3 separate regions of the Homo sapiens genome follow, and all the other regions are linked to region 3. The links are chromatin loops, found by intact Hi-C in ENCODE. Cell type or tissue: heart left ventricle. All regions are shown on one strand. Links, peaks and the distances in the headings refer to the core of each region. The heading gives the core; the rest is flanking DNA. Region 1 has its middle 93 kb from the start of RASSF10. Region 2 holds the start of LOC105376558 (a long non-coding RNA gene). Region 3 has its middle 22 kb from the start of RASSF10.

Evidence for each region. Hi-C counts contacts between places; a loop is a spot of excess contacts. Peaks named below come from ENCODE experiments on the same cell type or tissue, not always from the same donor. Only the 100,000 strongest peaks of a DNase experiment are listed, where the experiment ranks them.
Region 1: it touches region 3 in a loop (3.0-fold over the local background); 3 of 110 quality-filtered maps call a loop at or near these places.
Region 2: it touches region 3 in a loop (2.3-fold over the local background); 3 of 110 quality-filtered maps call a loop at or near these places.

What each region holds. Positions count from the first base shown.
Region 1 is chr11:13,099,149-13,105,044 of GRCh38, forward strand. No RefSeq gene overlaps it. Among named protein-coding and RNA genes, the nearest start is that of RASSF10, 93 kb to the left of the region's middle. RefSeq lists an enhancer at 2,718-3,676. In heart left ventricle, for the core only: no CTCF peak of the experiment used is centred there; no DNase peak of the experiment used is centred there; H3K27ac peaks cover 120 bases.
Region 2 is chr11:13,112,037-13,117,932 of GRCh38, forward strand. LOC105376558 (a long non-coding RNA gene) reads right to left here and starts at 945. Exons shown (of 3, transcript XR_931043.1): 1 at 536-945. It overlaps LOC124902635 (a long non-coding RNA gene), which reads left to right and starts at 3,039. Exons shown (of 2, transcript XR_007062599.1): 1 at 3,039-3,484; 2 at 3,803-4,063. In heart left ventricle, for the core only: a CTCF peak has its summit at 3,047; no DNase peak of the experiment used is centred there.
Region 3 is chr11:13,027,958-13,033,853 of GRCh38, forward strand. No RefSeq gene overlaps it. Among named protein-coding and RNA genes, the nearest start is that of RASSF10, 22 kb to the left of the region's middle. In heart left ventricle, for the core only: no CTCF peak of the experiment used is centred there; a DNase peak (open chromatin) is centred at 3,064; H3K27ac peaks cover 644 bases; H3K27me3 peaks cover 328 bases.

The DNA of each region.
Region 1 (5,896 bases), core at 327-5,326, 71 kb after region 3:
TTCCATATCAACCAGTATGTCTGGCCACACCCCTCTAAGGGATACTACCACACGGGCAGCCCCCCATTTCCAGGTGGCCATATTGAGTACCATAAGAAGGTGCTTCCCTAACCACAACTGATTAGAGACCAAGGGTGGGTTGAACCCAAGGCAGCCAATTATCAATTATAGGATGTGAAGTGGCATGAAAAGACATTAATTAGGCCAATCAGATTACCACTGTTGGGAACCGGGAAATGTGGAGAATCCAAGCCAGTCATCAGCAGGTCAGATGTATCAAAAAGTCGTGTCATAACAAAAGAGGCTGGGGAAGCCATAGTGAAGTATGTATGCAGAGAGGATTCTGGTCAGCTGGAAGAAGAAAGTGGAGCAGATGCGCAGAGAGAAATAGAAAGTTAAGAAATTTTGAGAAATAAGAAAGATGGACTGGGCATGGTGGCTCGTTCCTGTAATATCAGCACTTTGGGAGACCGACACAGGAGGATCACTTGAGCCAAGGAGTTCAATACCAGTCTGGGCAACATAGTGAGACTTTGTCTCTACAAAAAAAATAAAAATAAAATTAGCCATGTATGGTGGCATGCACCTATGGTCCCAGCTACTTGGGAGGCTGAGGTGAGAGGACTGCTTCAGCTCGGGAAGTCGAGGCCGCAGTGAGTCGAGATCACACCATTACACTCTAGCCTGGGCAACAGAGGGAGACCTTGTCTCTTAACCGAAAAAAAATAAATAAATAAAAGAAAGAAAGAAAGAAAAGAAAGAAACCTGGTTAATAGCATCAGGTAAAAGCAGGTTATAAATGCTCTCTGGCTCAAGGAACACGTAGCCTTAATTTGAGCAAGCTTAAGAGGGCAATGAAATACCTGTCAACAATGAAATGGAAGCAATATTTAATGAGCCTTTATTGTATGCAAGGTACTTGAGGAGCATTTCATGTATTCTCTATCATTTTTGCTCACAATAGCACTAAAAATATGCATTATAGTGCCGCCTGCTGTACTTTATCATCTACTTTTCCTTACTGTAGAGGTAAGAAAAATTAATGGACTGTCTAGCACCTGTCCAAATGATAGTCACTTGTCACATGTGGCTATTAAGCACTTAAAATGTAGCTAGTGCAAATTGAGATGTGCTGTAAGTGTGTAACACACCAAATTTTGAAATAGAGTACAAAAATAAAAAAGAATGTAAAATATCTCATTAATGATTTTCAGTTGGTAACATGTTGAAATGATATATGTTGGATATAGTGGGTTGAATAAAATAAATATTAAAATTAATTTCACCTGTTTCTGTTTACTTAGTGAATGTAGCTACAAGAAAATTAAAAATTACATATGTGGGTCATATTTGTGACTCACATTATGTTTCTTCTGGACAGTGCTGGTCTAGTTTGTTGTTTTATGAAACCAGAAACAGTGACATATAAATAGAAGAAAAGTGTAAGCTTCCTTGATTAGGCCATATTCACCGCTAGTCCTCATATTGGAAAATAAATTCCATACATATTGAGCAAGTACATTGTGCTAGTGTCCAAAGATGGTGGCCATAATTCTTCTCCTCCCAATATAAGCATGCCCCTCCTCCCATCAAGAAACAGAGCCTATTTCCCCTTCTCTTGAATCTGGCCTGGCCTTGTAACCTGCTGTGACCAATAGAATGTGATGGAGGTAATGGTTATGCCAGTTTTGAGTGTAGCCTTTAAGAGGCCTGGTAGCTCCTACTTTTGCTCTTGGATAATCCGCATGCTGGAAAGAAGCTTTGGCTAGACTCCTGAATGGAAAGAAAGGCCAAGTAGAGGAGTGCTTAAATGCTAGACATGAGTGAGGTCTTCAAGACCCTTCCAGCATAGCCAAAGTGGCCTGCAACACAGCGTAACCAGTGACCCAGCAGATGTCACGTAGAACAGACAAACTGCTGTGCCAAACACAGCCAAAAGGTAGAACCATGAGAAACAATAAACTGTTTCAAAGCCACTAAGTTTCAGGGTGGTTTGTTACACAGCAATAAATAATTAAAGTGTGCCTTCTGCGTGCAAAACTCTGTGATAGACAGACCCTGGGAGTGACAACATAACCAAGAATGCTTCCTGCCCTCAGTTTGCTTAGAATCTCAAGGGAGACATCAGGCACATATTAAAAATAACTGTAAGCCGGGCGCGGTGGCTCACGCCTGTAATCCCAGCACTTTGGGAGGCCGAGGCGGGCGGATCACGAGGTCAGGAGATCGAGACCATCCCGGCTAAAACGGTGAAACCCCGTCTCTACTAAAAATACAAAAAAATTAGCCGGGCGTAGTGGCGGGCGCCTGTAGTCCCAGCTACTTGGAAGGCTGAGGCAGGAGAATGGCGTGAACCCGGGAGGCGGAGCTTGCAGTGAGCCGAGATCCCGCCACTGCACTCCAGCCTGGGCGACAGAGCGAGACTCCGTCTCAAAAATAAAAAATAAAAATAAAAAAAAAAAGAATAAAAATAACTGTAGCATGGGATGGGGTAGGTGTTTTAAGTTTAATATTGCAGTGGTTGTTTGGCCTCACACAGGATTTCATACTTTCTTGGGCCCTGGCTTGCTTTCTAGGCTCTCTTTGCTGACTTACAGCAGGTCCCAGGGACTCAGACTTGGCCTTTTCAGCAGTTGCTTCCACTTATTGGATACCTTACGGCCCTTTTCTTCCCCATGTGAGCCTGGTGAGGAGGGAGGCAGCAATCTCTCCTGGCTCTCCATAAGGACAGATTCACGAGTCTAACTGCTGCTTCCAATAGAAGCACAGGCAGAGAGAAAAAGAGTTACAAATACGGGGACGTAGCACAAATGCTGGACTCTGTAAGACTCAATAAGTAAAACTATGTAAGGTTTTTATTTTCTACTGGGCCAGACTTCCTGACCTCTCCCAGAATGTAGAGAATAGATTCTGTAGGGCTTTTAACCTCCACTGTTATTCCAAGGATGGGGCTCAGCTTCCTTCTTTTCCTTTCTGACTCTGTCTATATCAAGGGTCCCGTGGGTTGTTCCTTTCCATTGTGGTCTCACTGCCCAGCTTTAAGGCACCATCCTGGCACAGTGATAGGTTTACCTTTGTCTAAAAGTGTCCATTTGCATCTCTGTGGCCTTCTTGCCTGGGTGACACCCACTTGATTAGGCATTTGCCCAGTGTGAGATCAGAGTCCCTCATTTACATTTCCCCACAATAGTGAATGGCTTACAGGCTGTTCAAATACAGTTTCTAAACAGTGAATAATTCAGCCAGAAAGCCAGCCTTTTAAGGTTTGGATTTGGGGCATTTCTGAGAGCTCTAAACCCTTTGCATTGACACTGTGGACTACCACTGAAAGTAGAACCAGAGCAAGAAAACAGAGGAACTCAGCTGGGTTACTGCAGACCCTTCACTACTTCCCATGCAGGGCTTCATCAATAACTCAGGGAGAAAGGCTCTCTAGTTAAAACCAAACCCACAAAGAAGAGTCACTGTTTAGATTCTAAATAGAGTGCATGCAAGAGACAAAAATCACATGTGGTCAAAATTATCCCTCAACATCATTTACAGACTGCAAATAGAGAAGACATTGTTGTGCATTTACAACCCTGGACAGTAATTCTTACGGCCATTGGAAGTGTAAGACCATCGAGTGATAAGCCAAAAACAAAAAAAACAAAAAAAAAAAACAAAAACAAAAAAAAGGAAGAAAACTAAAGTCTACCGAAAGATGTCTGCTTTCAAAGTATTTTGCCTCTGAGATAACTCCTAAATCCCCAGCCGTAGTTATTCTTATTCTTCACACATCTCTAGTAGGGAATGGGGACTGAGTAGAAAATAATAACAGCAGGCAATGCTCATAACAGCAGGCACTGTTCTAACTGCCTTATATTAGCTCGTGCAATCTTTACTACAATAGGAAACATTATCCCTATTTTACAGAAGAGTAAACTGAGGCATACAGAGCTGGTGGAAATTATCTGAGGTTTCTCACTAGAATACTCAGTGAGACCGTGTTCAGGAGTGGGTGGCTGACAGGACTGACATCCTACAGGAATGGCATAAAGACTATTTTAAAATGAAGATATTTGAAATATGGAAGATGCAGAAAGAAGCCTTTTCTGAGCTTCCCTTATCGGACTAAAGGCAGAGCTCCTTGAAAATGAAATTGCCATAAATCCCCTCTCCAGGAGAGCTGACAGCCAAGGAGACTGGTCATTAGCACAAGGCAGAGAAATTGCATAAATACACATTATCACCAATTGTCATACCCTCCATTTATCTCCACTGAAAGCTCATTTATCCTCTCACAGAAGCCCTTTCTCCCCACCCCCTTTCCCCAGTGAAGTTGGTATATAAACCTTTATTCCTCACTGCTCGGCTATCAATGCTCCCACATGCATGTGGATTTAAAAGAAAGTTTTTCTCCCAACGAGGTGAATGGGTTACTCGTGAAAGAAATGCAGGATTTCAATAAATGAAACTGAGAGGACCAGGTGTGGTGGCTTATGCCTGTAATCCCAGAACTTTGGGATGCTGAGGTGGATGGACTGCTTGAACGCTGGAGTTATTGAGACCAGACTGGGCAACATGGAGAAACCCATCTCTACAAAATATATAAAAATTAGGCAGTGTGGTGGTGTGCGCCTGTGGTCCCAGCTATACAGGAGGCTGAGACATGAGAATCACCTGAACCCAGAAGGTGGAAAATGTAGTGAGCAGAGATTGCACCACTGCACTCCAGCCTGGGCAACAGAGTGGGACTCTGAAAAAAAGAAAGAAAAAGAGAAAGAGAGAGAGAGTACTCCAGCCTGGGCAACAGAGTGAGACACTAAGAAAGAAAGAAAAGAAAAAGAGAAAAAGAAAGAAGAAAGAAAGAAGGAAAGAAAGAAAGAAAGAAAGAAAGAAAGAAAGAGAGGAAGGAAGAAAGAAAGAAAAGAAAAGAAAAAAGGAGGAGGAGGATAGGAAGGAAGAGAGAAAGGAAGAAAGAAAGGAAGAAAGAAAAGAAAAAAAAGAAAAGAAAAGAAGAAGGAGAGGAGGATAGGAAGGAAGAGAGAAAGGAAGAAAGAAAAAGAAAGAAAGAGAAAGAAAGAAAGAAAAAGAAAGAAAGTAAGAGATGTTTGGATGGAAGCCATGTGAACAAAGGAATAGAGGAAGGAAAATACAGGGCAGGTTCGGGGAATGTTCTGCTGTGACTGGAGCAAAGGGTGAATGGAAATCCAGTATAGGAAGCTGAGGCTGGATAACCAAATTACAGCCAACTGGTGGGAGAGTCTTAGACCTTGAGATTTGGGAGGATCCCTAACCCACCTTCTTCATTAGAGCAATAGAAGAGAAACAAGACCAGTGTCTTGGAGAGTATCAATGGCTGGTCAATACCAAAAGGCAAGTAAACGGCAGAGATGGAGGCTAAAGCTCCTGACTCTGAACTCCCTCCCCAGTTTCTTCTTCGCTGCAGCGTGCTGCCTCCTTTGAGATGGATATGGGAGGCAGGTGGAGTTGGTGATGGGACAGAGCTCTCCTGTGTGTTGCCCAGCCTCATTGCCTGCTTTCCTTCTCCAGACACAGTGTAATATCAGTGTTGGCTCCAAACAGCCAGGAGTGGCCAACATGACACGTACCCCTCTGTCCCTATCCTGTGCTGTCAAGCACCTTGTATATAGGCTGTTCCCAAGAGCAGACCAGGAGTGAAGTAGGGCAAGGGGCCCCATTCTTCTCAGCCCAACCAGCACTGGCCATTTCCTCTCTTGGCATGATTTTAGAATTTCCCATTCTCCTCCCTACTGCATTTCCTGCTCAAAGTAGATTTTTTTCCTAGGTCAACTCAGCTGCTCTCTAATTCGGGCAAAACTAGAGATGCAGAGAAAAATGAGAACCTGTTGGGGTTATTTTGGCCTATTGTTCCACACTACAGAGACATTAG
Region 2 (5,896 bases), core at 240-5,239, 84 kb after region 3:
AAGCTCTCAGTTATGGTTGTGTTCCCCCAAAATTCATAGTTGAAGCCCTAAGGTGCAGTGCCTTAGAATGCGACCTTATTTGGAAATAGGGTCAGTGCAGATGTAAGCACTCAAGATCAAGTCGTACTGGAGTAGGGTGGACCCCAATCCAATATGACTAGTATCTTTAGAAAAAGAGGGAATTTGGACACAAACACACACACACACACAAACAGACAGTGTTATGTGAAGATGAAGGCTGAGTGCACGGTGATGCTTCTACAAGCCAAAGAATGTCAAAGACTGCCAGAAAACCACCAGAAGCTAGGAGAGGGGCAACCCTGCTGACACCTTGATCTCAGACTTCTTGACTCCAGAACTGTGAGACAATAAACTTCTGTTGTTGAAACCACCGAGCTTGGTATTTTGTTAGGGACTTAATAGAATATCTTAAAATTTTTGTTTCAGAATCTTTCTCAGAATTGATTGCAAGACCACTGGTCTACTCTCTGTGAAACCCACCTCCTTTTCACTTTTAATATTAAATGGATCTTACCATATTTATCATCCCAAGATTTTTCTTTTCTCAATAATTCCTATAAGCAAGATCAAAACAACAAAAAATCAGTAAAATGTTTGCAAGCAATTGTGCTCAAATTAGTGCCAATTTCCTCTTTCTGAAAAACAAAAGCAAAAACAAAACAGAACTAAAGCCTGGCTGCACCCAACCTTTCTGACTGGCTCTTAGTTCAAATGGATGAGTAAATTGATGATGGCAAAATACTACCATGTTTTCAGCAGACATATTGCACCTGAACTGGGGATAAATGGCTTCTTTTTCTCAGAACTCGGGTGCATGCACAAGGAGGAGTCACACTAGAAACACTGCAGAACAACTGTTGCTGGCAGAAAGAGGACCTGAGAAAATGAAAGAAGCTAAGCCGGATGTGGTGGCTCACATCTGTAATCCCAGCACTTTGGGAGGCCGAGGTGGATAGATCACTTGAAGTCTGGATTTCGAGACCTGCCTGGCCAACATGGTGAAACTCCGTCTCTGCTAAAAATACAAAAATTAGCTGGGTGTGGTGGCACATGCCTGTAATCCCAGCTACTCAGGAGGCTGAGGCAGGAGAACTGCTTGAACCTGGGAGGCAGAGGTTGCAGTGAGCTGAGATCGTGCAATTGTACTCCAGCCTGGGCAAAGAGAGCGAAACTCCGTCTCAAAAAAACAAAAGACAATGAAAGAAGCTGTGTAAATAGGACCCGCAGCCCTGTTGGAGGGAGGGACCCTCTTGATGAATCTAACACAACAGCGCACTTCAGACAGAGACAACTGGGACACTGGGCTCCAGGGAGGCTTAGCAGAAATCTCTGTGACCCATGGGTCACTGGGACCTGGTGCACATGTCTCCCAGTCACAGGGACCTGGAACTTCTGCCCCAGCTCCAAACCCTACTTGCTCTGGAGTACTGGCTACTATAGACATAGGTCAATTAATCTTGATGACACAGTTTCAGAAGCCTCAGAATGTCTTCTCCTGTTTTGAGGTCCCCTTGGGGCCTCCTGTCGGAGTGTAGGCTAGAGCTTGGGCAGTTGGCTGCAAGGCTCAACAGAAGGGAAGGGAAGCGTTCATCAGGTTTCCCTCATCCCTTGCTTGGTCTTTGCAAGAGCCTCTGCCTTCCCTGCCTAAAAGTGGTTTTGTTCTAGGTGGGAGGAGAGAGAGGGTACGAGGTGTGGAGTATAGGCAGGGCAGTTTGCCGGGAGTCTGGGCCTGTATATTCCTACAAGCAGTACCAGGTTTAAAAGATCTGAGTGGGGTCCGGGCGCGGTGGCTCACGCCTGTAATCCCAGCACTTTGGGAGGCCGAGGCGGGCGGATCACGAGGTCAGGAGATCGAGACCATCCCGGCTAAAACGGTGAAACCCCATCTCTACTAAAAATACAAAAAATTAGCCGGGCGTAGTGGCGGGCGCCTGTAGTCCCAGCTACTTGGGAGGCTGAGGCAGGAGAATGGCGTGAACCCGGGAGGCGGAGCTTGCAGTGAGCCGAGATCCCGCCACTGCACTCCAGCCTGGGCGACAGAGCGAGACTCCGTCTCAAAAAAAAAAAAAAAAAAAAAAAGATCTGAGTGGGTTCTTCGAGGAACCAGCCAGAATTGGGCAGCTTCTGGTCCACACTGCAGCTGCCTCGACCCAACTTATCCATACTCTAACCCTCAGCTGACGCATTCTCTAAAGGGTACCCAGAAGGTAGGGAGGAAGAAGCAGATGGGGAGTGTCTGGGGAGCTGCCTGAGGATCCCAGATGCCAGGCACTCACCAAGTGGGGGACTGAGCTCCTTAAATGATGCCACCCCTTTGGGCCATAAATCCACTCACTGATCAAACAGGGCCCACCTTGGGGACATTCAGAAGCCCTTCTCTGTTTTCTTTCCCACCCTCATCACCTCCCCCAGAGTCACCTCAGTCTTCTGCTCCCCCTCTATTGTGCCTGGCCCCAGCTCTGTTTCAGGAAGGCATAGATTGTATCTACAGTTCCTGGGACCTCTAAGAAGAGGCTCTGGTCTTTCATAGTCTTCAGAATATGACATCCTAAAAACAAACCTTTCTCTTGCTAATATCAACTACTTCCTAGCTCAACTTGGATGACTTGTCTTGCCGACAAAGCCTGTTTGTTTAAGCAGCCACAAAAAAACCCAGGAAGAGGTGAGAAGAAAACTGTCCTGCCACAGCAGCATAGCAGAGAAGAAACCATCTGAGTCCAGCTGCACTCTAGGGTGAAGGGGAGAACCTTGCCAGAGGGTCAGGGTGCACACTCTCGCTGAACTTTCCTGGAAGGGGACACAAAGAGTTAAAGAAATGCATTTAAATGAGCACTGTAGCTTGAAACCAAAGCTCCCAGGCCTCTTTCAGAACCTGGAGCCAGGGAAGTGTCTATTGTCAACAAATGCCACCACCGGACCAATAGCAAGCCAGAGTGTGGCTCTGAGAGAGGGGCCTCTGGGTGTCACCAGGCAACAGGCACAAAGGAACCTGGATCAACTGCCCAGCAGATGATGACACTGCTCCACAGCTCCACCCACTGTCCCCCAGCAGCTTCTGCTCCAGCACAGCCAGGTGGGAGAACAACACGCTCCAGATACTCCCAAGATCAAATGACCATCAGTCTTGGGCTGTGGGGGGAAAGCAGGTGGTACAGAAAAGGCTTTATTTGGAAACTTTATTACAGTTTTTTGAAAAGGCTGGGCAGACGGCAAAGGTGAAGATTTGTAAGTAAAAAAGGAAGTGTTGCTGCAAACTAAAGCAAGACGCATATGTCTTTCTTCTGTTCATGTTCTTATAAGTCAAGAGATGGGCACAACCTGGTGGCTTTCCCTAGATGCTGAGTGAGAAGCTCTGGGCAAATTTTCTAAATTACACTGAAGGAGACTGTAAAGTGAAACCTAAGGATGCTTGTTTCTCATTGCCACAAAGTACACTCCCTTCAGGTCACAGAGCCAGAGGAGGGTAAGCAATCACCCATGCAAAGCCTTCTTATCTCAAACTAATGAAAAGTTGAAGAAATCCTTTCATTCCATCAGGCAGTTTTTCACTGAACCTTTACAGCAACGGCAGGGCCTGGGCTAGGTTCTGGGGCTGCAGAGATGAATTGCTCCCTTTCCCCTCAGGAGGTCTGGCCATTCCCAAATGTTCACTGTCTTATCCACCCTATAAGCCAAAGACTCTCAAGTTTATATTCCCAGCCCATTCCATACCCTCCTTTTCCAAAACACCAACCCAATGTATCAAATACTTTTCTATATATCTTCTCATGGGTTTCCACAGGCTCGCCAAGCTCAACATGCCCCAAGCTCAAGGATTCATCTCTCTATCGGCAAACCTGTTCTACTGCATGAGCTTTCCTCTGTGGGGGTCTTAGGGAATAACAGTACCTTTCCCCATTTTGTGGGTTGAATTGAAAGCTAAGAGAGAGGCCTGAAACAGATCCTTCCTTAGTGCCTTCAGAAGGTGCATGACTCTGCTGACACCTTGATTTTAAACTTCTGGCCTCCAGAACTGTGAAACAATAAATGACTGTTGTTCTAAGCCACGAGTGTGGTGTACTTTGTTATGACAGCCCTTGGAAACTAACACACTCCCATTAAACATTGTTCAAGAAAGGAGCCTGAGAGCTTCCACCCAGTCTTCCCCTCCATTGCCACCTCTATCCTTCACCTGCAGCCATAACCAATAAGCCACCAAACCCATCCATTTTACCTGCAGGATACCACTGCCAGTACCCATTTATCTTCATTCCCGCTGTACCCCTATGGAGCAGACCACCATCCCTTCTCATCAGTCTTTCCTAACTGCTGTCCCTGCCTCCAGTAATATCTCCTGCTTGTCTGTTCTTTGAGTTGCAGCCAGAATTATCTTTCAATGTGCGAATCTGAGATGCCATTTCCCTGCTTAAAACTTTTCAGAGGCTCCTCATTGCTCCTAGGAGGAAGTTTAGACTTCTCAAAGGGCTCAAAAGATGCAGAATAATGCAGTCCTTGGTCTCCTCTCTGCCCTCATCTCTTGCCAGACTCTTGACAGTATTATTCTCTGGTAATACTGGGCATCTCTCTCTCCTAAATGTAATGATATGTGAGGAATGTTTTCTCTTGCCACCAGCATTCCCATATGCCGTTCCTTCTGCCTGGGGCGTATTTCCCTGCACTCTTCATCTTCAGAACTGCTACTTCTCACAGTGCTTTGCAATTGCCTCTTGATCTGTTGGCATCCCACCCCAGATCCCAGCTCCTAGGGGAGAGAAGTCTTGTCTATCTTGCTCATGGGGGTATTTGCAGTGCCCAGCACAGTGTCTGGGATAGAATAGGTACCCAAGAATCATTTGTTGATGAACTGACTGATTGACTGACTGACTGAAATATGACTCCTGCCCCCAATGGGTTCAGCCCAGAGAGTAGACAGTAGTGTGGCAAAGCAGTTCAACAGCGCAGAAATAGGACTCAGATTCAGCTTGAGAACATTTCACATAGTTGACGAGCCTTCAAGTTGGGCCTTAAAAATGTGTAAGTGTAATAGGTTCATTGCCTGATGTGCATGGCAAGTCAATACACTGAGACCCTGGGTTGCAGCAGATAAAGAGGTTTACTTGTGAGGCTGCTGGACAAGATGATGGGAAGAAACCTCACATCTGCCTCCTTGAGGAGTTTGGGGCTAGGGTTTTTAAGAGTTTTGGAGTGGGCCGAAGTGTGGTGATTGTTGATCGGTAAGATTGCAGGCTGAAATCATGGAACAAGGAGATAAAGAAACCATATTCTCAGGCTGTTTTTATTCTTCTTTGGGGTCTTTAAACTGGATGATGTCAGCTGTTTCGCTGGAATTCCGGATGTGAAAAACATCTTAAGCAATTCCCAAATAAAAGCCTTAAGATACTAATATCAGAAACCCTATTTTTAGGAACAATAGGAATGCAAATGGTGAGTATCTAGTGTTATCTGGCTTTCAGCTATAAGGAAGTGTGTCAAAGTGCAGCATGATTAATGCTTAATTGTAACTATATTCTGTCCAGTTCTTGTTCATCCTGTGAGGACAGTTTCAGGTGAACAGGAATTGGCCAGAATAGAAAGGGAGCAGGGTGGAGAAGGCCATTTTACGCAAAGAAGATGCTGTGGATAAAGAAACATGTACGTTTGGGGGAATGGTGGGAATATTTTGTGTGCCTAGAGTATGGTCTGCAGAAATTGAGCTAATGTAGCCTGGGATTGAAATGTGAATCCTCCAAGGATTTTTTTTTTTTTTTTCATAAAAACCTCAATTACTTTCCCTCAACGTGAAACAGCATAAAGCAAGTTAGTGATTCCTTTTTATAATCAGGAGAGTGAAGACACACACTGAGTAGAAGCGTTGTTCTGTGATTGTTAGTCTTTT
Region 3 (5,896 bases), core at 335-5,334:
CACACAGATTGTGGAGGCCAGGGATGGTGGGAGCAGATGATGGCTAAATTGAGATTTGAATGACCAGTTGGAGTTTGCCAATGAAATGAGGGAGTGGGGGGCAATCTATATAGGAAAACTAGAAAGTGAAAAAGGGCAGAAGAAGAGATGATACAAGCCAAGCTGAGAGGTGGACAGTGTGGGGAGGGGAGGCTGGAGAGGTTGGTTGGGGCCAGACCATGATGGGTCCCCACCAAGGTGACATGATGAAGACTTGGGCCTTTAACTTGAGACAAATGAGAAGACACTGGAAACTTAAAGGCAGAAACCCTAAGATGAGCCAATTTGCCTGCTTGCGTGACTTGGGCAACAGTGTGTGTGCTGGCTTGTTGTGTGCAAAATGGAAGTGAAGACAGGAGTCAGGCAGCTGATTCCTGATGCAGGTAAGATTCAGGTGGGGGTCTGAATGAAGGCAAAAGTGGTTGGGATGGAGAGATGAGGACAGGCTCATGGGATGCCGCAGAGGAAGAATAGACTCAGCTTGGCACTGGTTTGGATGTGCAGAGGGAGGAGGAGGGAGGACTCAGATAATGACTGGATTTCCGGCTTCAGAAACAGGTGGCCATTCACTGAGATAAGGAATACAGGAGGAGGAGCAGGTTTGGGGGAAGACAGTGCAGGAACTCAAACTCTCTTTGGGTGATATTTTGTCTATTTTAGTATTTCTAAGAGATAGCTAGCTACCAGAATCATCAAGAAGGTGGATATCTCAAGCCACGGAGGAACATATAAATCTTCCTGCCTTTGGTTGCCAGGGGCAGTTTTTGAAATGTACATACCAGGACAGATGCCTTAACCTAGGTAGCACAGGACCACACACTCTTTGGAAAAGCAACAGTGAAGACAACCTTTGTGTTTTGAGGAAATGAAAGCAGTTTATTTCCTGAGGGGAAAAAGTGTCATTTAGAGACAATACTGCTCAGTAGAGTAGAAGATCAATGTGGCTAACATCAGCTTTTTAGTAAGACCTAAAAGTAATGCAACTGCTGGAAAAAGCTCTATGATTTGGTGGAACATTTAAGGTTTGATCCCAGTAGTTCAAATCCAGGCTTTTCCACTTACTAATTCTATGACCTTAGTCAAATTATTTAACCAGAGAGGTTAAGAATAATAAGTGCCTAAAACAGTTGCTGTGACAACAGAGATTAGTACATTTTAGTGTTGCAAACATATTATACTGAACTGGGCGATGCCAAGTGCCTTGTCCCATTTGTCCATTCTTTCATTCATAGAGTCACAAACACCTACTACAGGTATCTACTAGGTGACAGACACTCTGGCAGTCCCAGAGGACATCAAGTTTACTAAGACGTGGTCCTTCAGAGTCAAGCAAGGATGAAAAAAGAAAAAAAGCAGAGAACCCAGGAATCAGGTGGTCCATTTTAGAAGAGAGTTGAAAAGGACCTGAACTAGGGCATGGGAAAAACAGACATGTACGAGCTGTTTAGGAGCTAGCCTCATTCACATGTCATGATGAATCATTGGTATAGGGTGAGAGAGGAGTAGCCTAGAATGAATCTCAGTATTCCAGCTTGGGCATAGGGAAAGATACGGGTGGGGGCTCCTTAGATGGTGTGGAATAGGTCTTGGCCAGCAGTGGGGGTAAGAGGTGGTGAAGTTACTTTGGAAGATATTGAGTTGAGGTGTGTGTGTGTGGATATTATCTGAAGACAGGACGGGGCAGCCATGGACAGGGATTTAGCTGCTCAAAGAAATGTGTAGAGTGGGAAGGGAAGAAGACTGAAGATGGGGCTCTGGAGAAGACTGATATTTAAACAGTAGATAAAAGGAGAGGAATACACAAAGACTAAGAAAGAACAGAGAAGTAGGAAAAGAAGGAAAAGGTAACATTGTGAAAATGACCTTTGAGGGAGTGAGTTTCAAGACTAGATGGCCACCTGACCTCATCAGGTTTGGCAATGTATAAATATAACCTTGAAAAGAGTAGTGCGAGTAGATTGGTGGAAACCAAAGCCACATTCAGTGGCTTGAGGAGCAAGTGGGAAGTGGGAAGTTGGAGACAGCAAGGAATAAGAACTCATTTGAGAGGTTTGGTATGATGGGGTAAAGATACGACTGTAGTTGTAAAAGGATGAAGGTCCAAGGAAGAATGGCAGACAAGGGGGAGGGAGATCCGAGATGAGGCTGAAGAAGTAGGTGGGAGGCACAACATGCAGAGCCCAGGAGGCCACAGGAAGGAGTTTGGATTGTATTTGCAATGTCCTGATTATCAGGGAACAGATTTAAGCAGGTGAATGATGTGACCTGACCCCTCTGGCTGCTCAGTCAATGACAGAGGAAGGGAACAACCAGGGTTTGACTTTCTCAAGGTGGAGACGGTCCATAATGAGGCCCTGGCAGTGGGTGGCTGAAGAGGTCTGCTGAAGGTGAGGGTCACCGAAGCCAGAAGCCAAAGCTGTTAGGAGACCCAAAGGACCCACGGTGATGCCAGGAATTGGAATGGAGAGAGGAAAAGGTCTGGGGTGAGGGAACAGCGGGAGGTCAGTCAATGGAAGCAGGGTCGTGACTCGGGAAGGTTTGCACTGGGGCAGTGGCTAAGGACAAGGGGACAAATGACCCTGTAACTCTGAGCATGTTCCTCCTCTGTTCAGCATTCATCAAAACTCTCTATTACCCACTGGAGAATGCCCAAACATCTCAGCCCTGTCCTGCACAATACATCTTAACAGCCTCATCTCCCACTCCACTCTCCCCCAGACCCATTGAACCACTTGAGGTTTCCTGAACATGCTATGCTGTCCATACCACTCTCCGTTTGCACACAGCACTCCTCCCATCTGAAATATCTGTCTCTTCTTCCCTCCCTTGCAAGAACCCCTACTTATCCTTTATGATCTGTTCAAATATCACTCCTCTGTAAACCTTTTCTCAAGTGCCCCGGCCATTCAGGGAGCCAATATTTACTGAACACCTATCACATGCCAGGCTCTGAGCAAGGCACATATTTATCTACTCTCTCCCCTGTGCTGCTCCATGCAAACGTCCCAGGCCTGCCAGCGAGTGGTGTCTGGCCCTGTGCCAGAACTCCCAGACTTGGCTCAATAATCACTAAATGTGAGAACCAGTCTCCATTGGAATCTCATCAACAGGAAGGGCTGGGCAGGTTTCTTCTCATTTCCTTGCCTTAGCTCCCACCTCAGCAGCTTCTGTGGCTATAAACAACAAAGGACACCTAGTGTGGGAGCTTCCCTGGTCTGTGAAACAGTGTTCTTGATTCATGGGGACATTGTGATCAGCTTTTACTGCAGTGCATTTTCCATATTTTGACTTATGGATACCTCAGTGCATGGCCTATTTGTATCTGGGCACCAGATGATTTTTCCCCAAGAGTCATTTGCTTTGCTGTAAGCAGAATGGAAGTAACTGAGAGAATCTCTTTGGGGGATATTCCTCTTAGAGTAGAGACATATGTAAGGTGGCAAAAGCACTCAGTCAGGGGCTGATATTTAGTAAACAAATATTTCATGAGATGAGTGCTGGGCCAGGATATGAGCTAGGCACTGAAGGACAAAGATGAACTTGGTCCCAGCCCTCTGGAATGTCAGAGCTGCTGTTCAACCTGCAGTGGAGCTGTTTCCCTCACCCTCCTCTTGGCATTGACACTCTCACTCATCTTTCAGCTTCAGCCTAAGCCTCCCCTTCTCTGGAAAGTCTTCCATGGGGCCAGCAGCTATGACAAGTTGTCTATCCAATACCTTTTTCCCTTCTTCCTTATAAATAAACTCTGGTTATATGGTATATTTTGAGTAGTATTGTATATAGTTGATGAATTTCATTTCTCAATCTCCCTGTCATTGAAATGCAAGAAGTTGGGTGATGTTTCTGACAAAGTGCCTTAAAAGGAAATGATTCAGCTGAAAGGTGCCCCCTATTTGCCCTCACTCACTTACTCCCTTTTCATTTCTGGACCTCAGATGTGATACCTGGAGCTCTTGCAGACACCTTGAACCATAAGGCAATCTTGCCAATGTAAGACACACTAACAATGGCAGAGAAGAAATATAGAGGGTGCTTGATGATCTTGAAACTACTCTAAAAGTCCTGGACTGTCTACCTCTGGATTTCTCCATGTCAGAGAAACAAACAAACCTTATATTATGCCACCTTTATTTTTGTTGCCTGTCCTGTGCAATTAAACCTGATCCTAACCAAAACAACCCCTAGGCTGCTTTACTCCTTTATCCTGATTTTTTTTTTTGGTAGCCCTTACTACTATCTAACATTTTTATTGGTCTCTGTTGCCCATTAGAATATAAGCTCCATGAGAATAGTGATTTCTCATGACCTAGAATAGTGCCTGGCATGCAATACAACCTCATTAAAAAGTTGCAGCACTTGTTATTGTTATACACACCCAGCACATTTCTTCTGTACAGTCATCATACTAATCACACTTGCAACCACGCAGTTAACATCTGCCTTCCCCACCAGGCTGTATACATCATATTGACAGGGAATATATATACACACACATATATATATATACACACATACATATATATATACACACATATACACGCTATATATATATACACACATATATAGTGTCTATATATATATATACATACACACATATATAGTGTCTATATATATATACACACACATATATACTGTGTATATATATAGTGTGTGTGTATGTGTGTCTTGCTCTGTGTTGTATCATCAGCATCTAGCTTAATGCCATTACATAAAGAATCCATAGAAATGCTATAAGTGGAGAAAATATTAATTTGCTGAATTGTGGGCAGGAGGAGGTGGCTGAGGAGGTAAGGGTGGTCTGACAGCAGTCTCTGTGAGAGGAGCAGTCCAAGTGGGGGCGGGAGGTGAGAACTGGAATATGTCTTCCAGGGAGCTGGAGGAAAGAGGGTCTCTTGGGAGGATCCTGGGATGGAAACTGTCCAGGCTTCTGGAAAGAGGTGAAGTGAGAAAGATGGCAGCTACCTGATGAGATTGTTCCCTGCAACCAGTTCTCCATCTTAAATTACTAAATGCATGAAATTCCTGATCTTATTAGGTGAGTTGTTGAAAATATTGAAGACATGGGGTAATGGGTGCTGTGTGTTGTAACAGGAGCAGCGCATTTGAACACAGGAGAGGAAATGCAGATAAACAGGATGGCGTAGGCCATGGCAATCACAGAAATTCTGTGAGAGACTCCTGACTGCTGGAGTGTCTGAAATGAATGGTTATGGACAAGTAGACATCATTTCCCATTGTTATGGCTTGAATTGTGTCCCCCGGCCCCTGCAAAAAAAATGTCGAAGTACTAATCTTCAGTACCTCAGAATGTGACCTTATTTGGGAATAGGATCTTTACAGAGGTAGTTACCTTAAAAGAAAGTCATTGAGATGGGCCCTAACCCAGTGTGACCAATGTCCTTATAAAAGGGGAAATTTGTGGGAACAAATTGTGAGGACAGAAGAAAAAAATTTTTTAAAAAAGGGAAATTTGGAGACCAGGTGCAGTTGCTCATACCTGTAATCCCAGCACTCTGGGAGGCCGAGGCAGGTGGATCACTTGAGGTCAGCAGTTCAAGACCAGCCTGGCCAACATGGGGAAACCCTGTCTCTATAAAAATACAAAAATTAACTGGGAATGATGGTGGGTGCCTGTAATCCCAGCTACTCGGGAGGCTGAGGTGGGAGAATCACTTGAACCCAGGAGGCGGAGGTTGTAGTGAGCCAAAATTGCACCACTGCTACTCCAGCCTGGGCAACATAGTGAGACTCCATCTAAAAAAAATGTGGGCAAAGAGATAGGCACAGAGGAGAGATGATGTGAAGATGCACAGGGAGAGGACAGCTATGTGACAGGAGTAGTGTCTGCATAACCAAG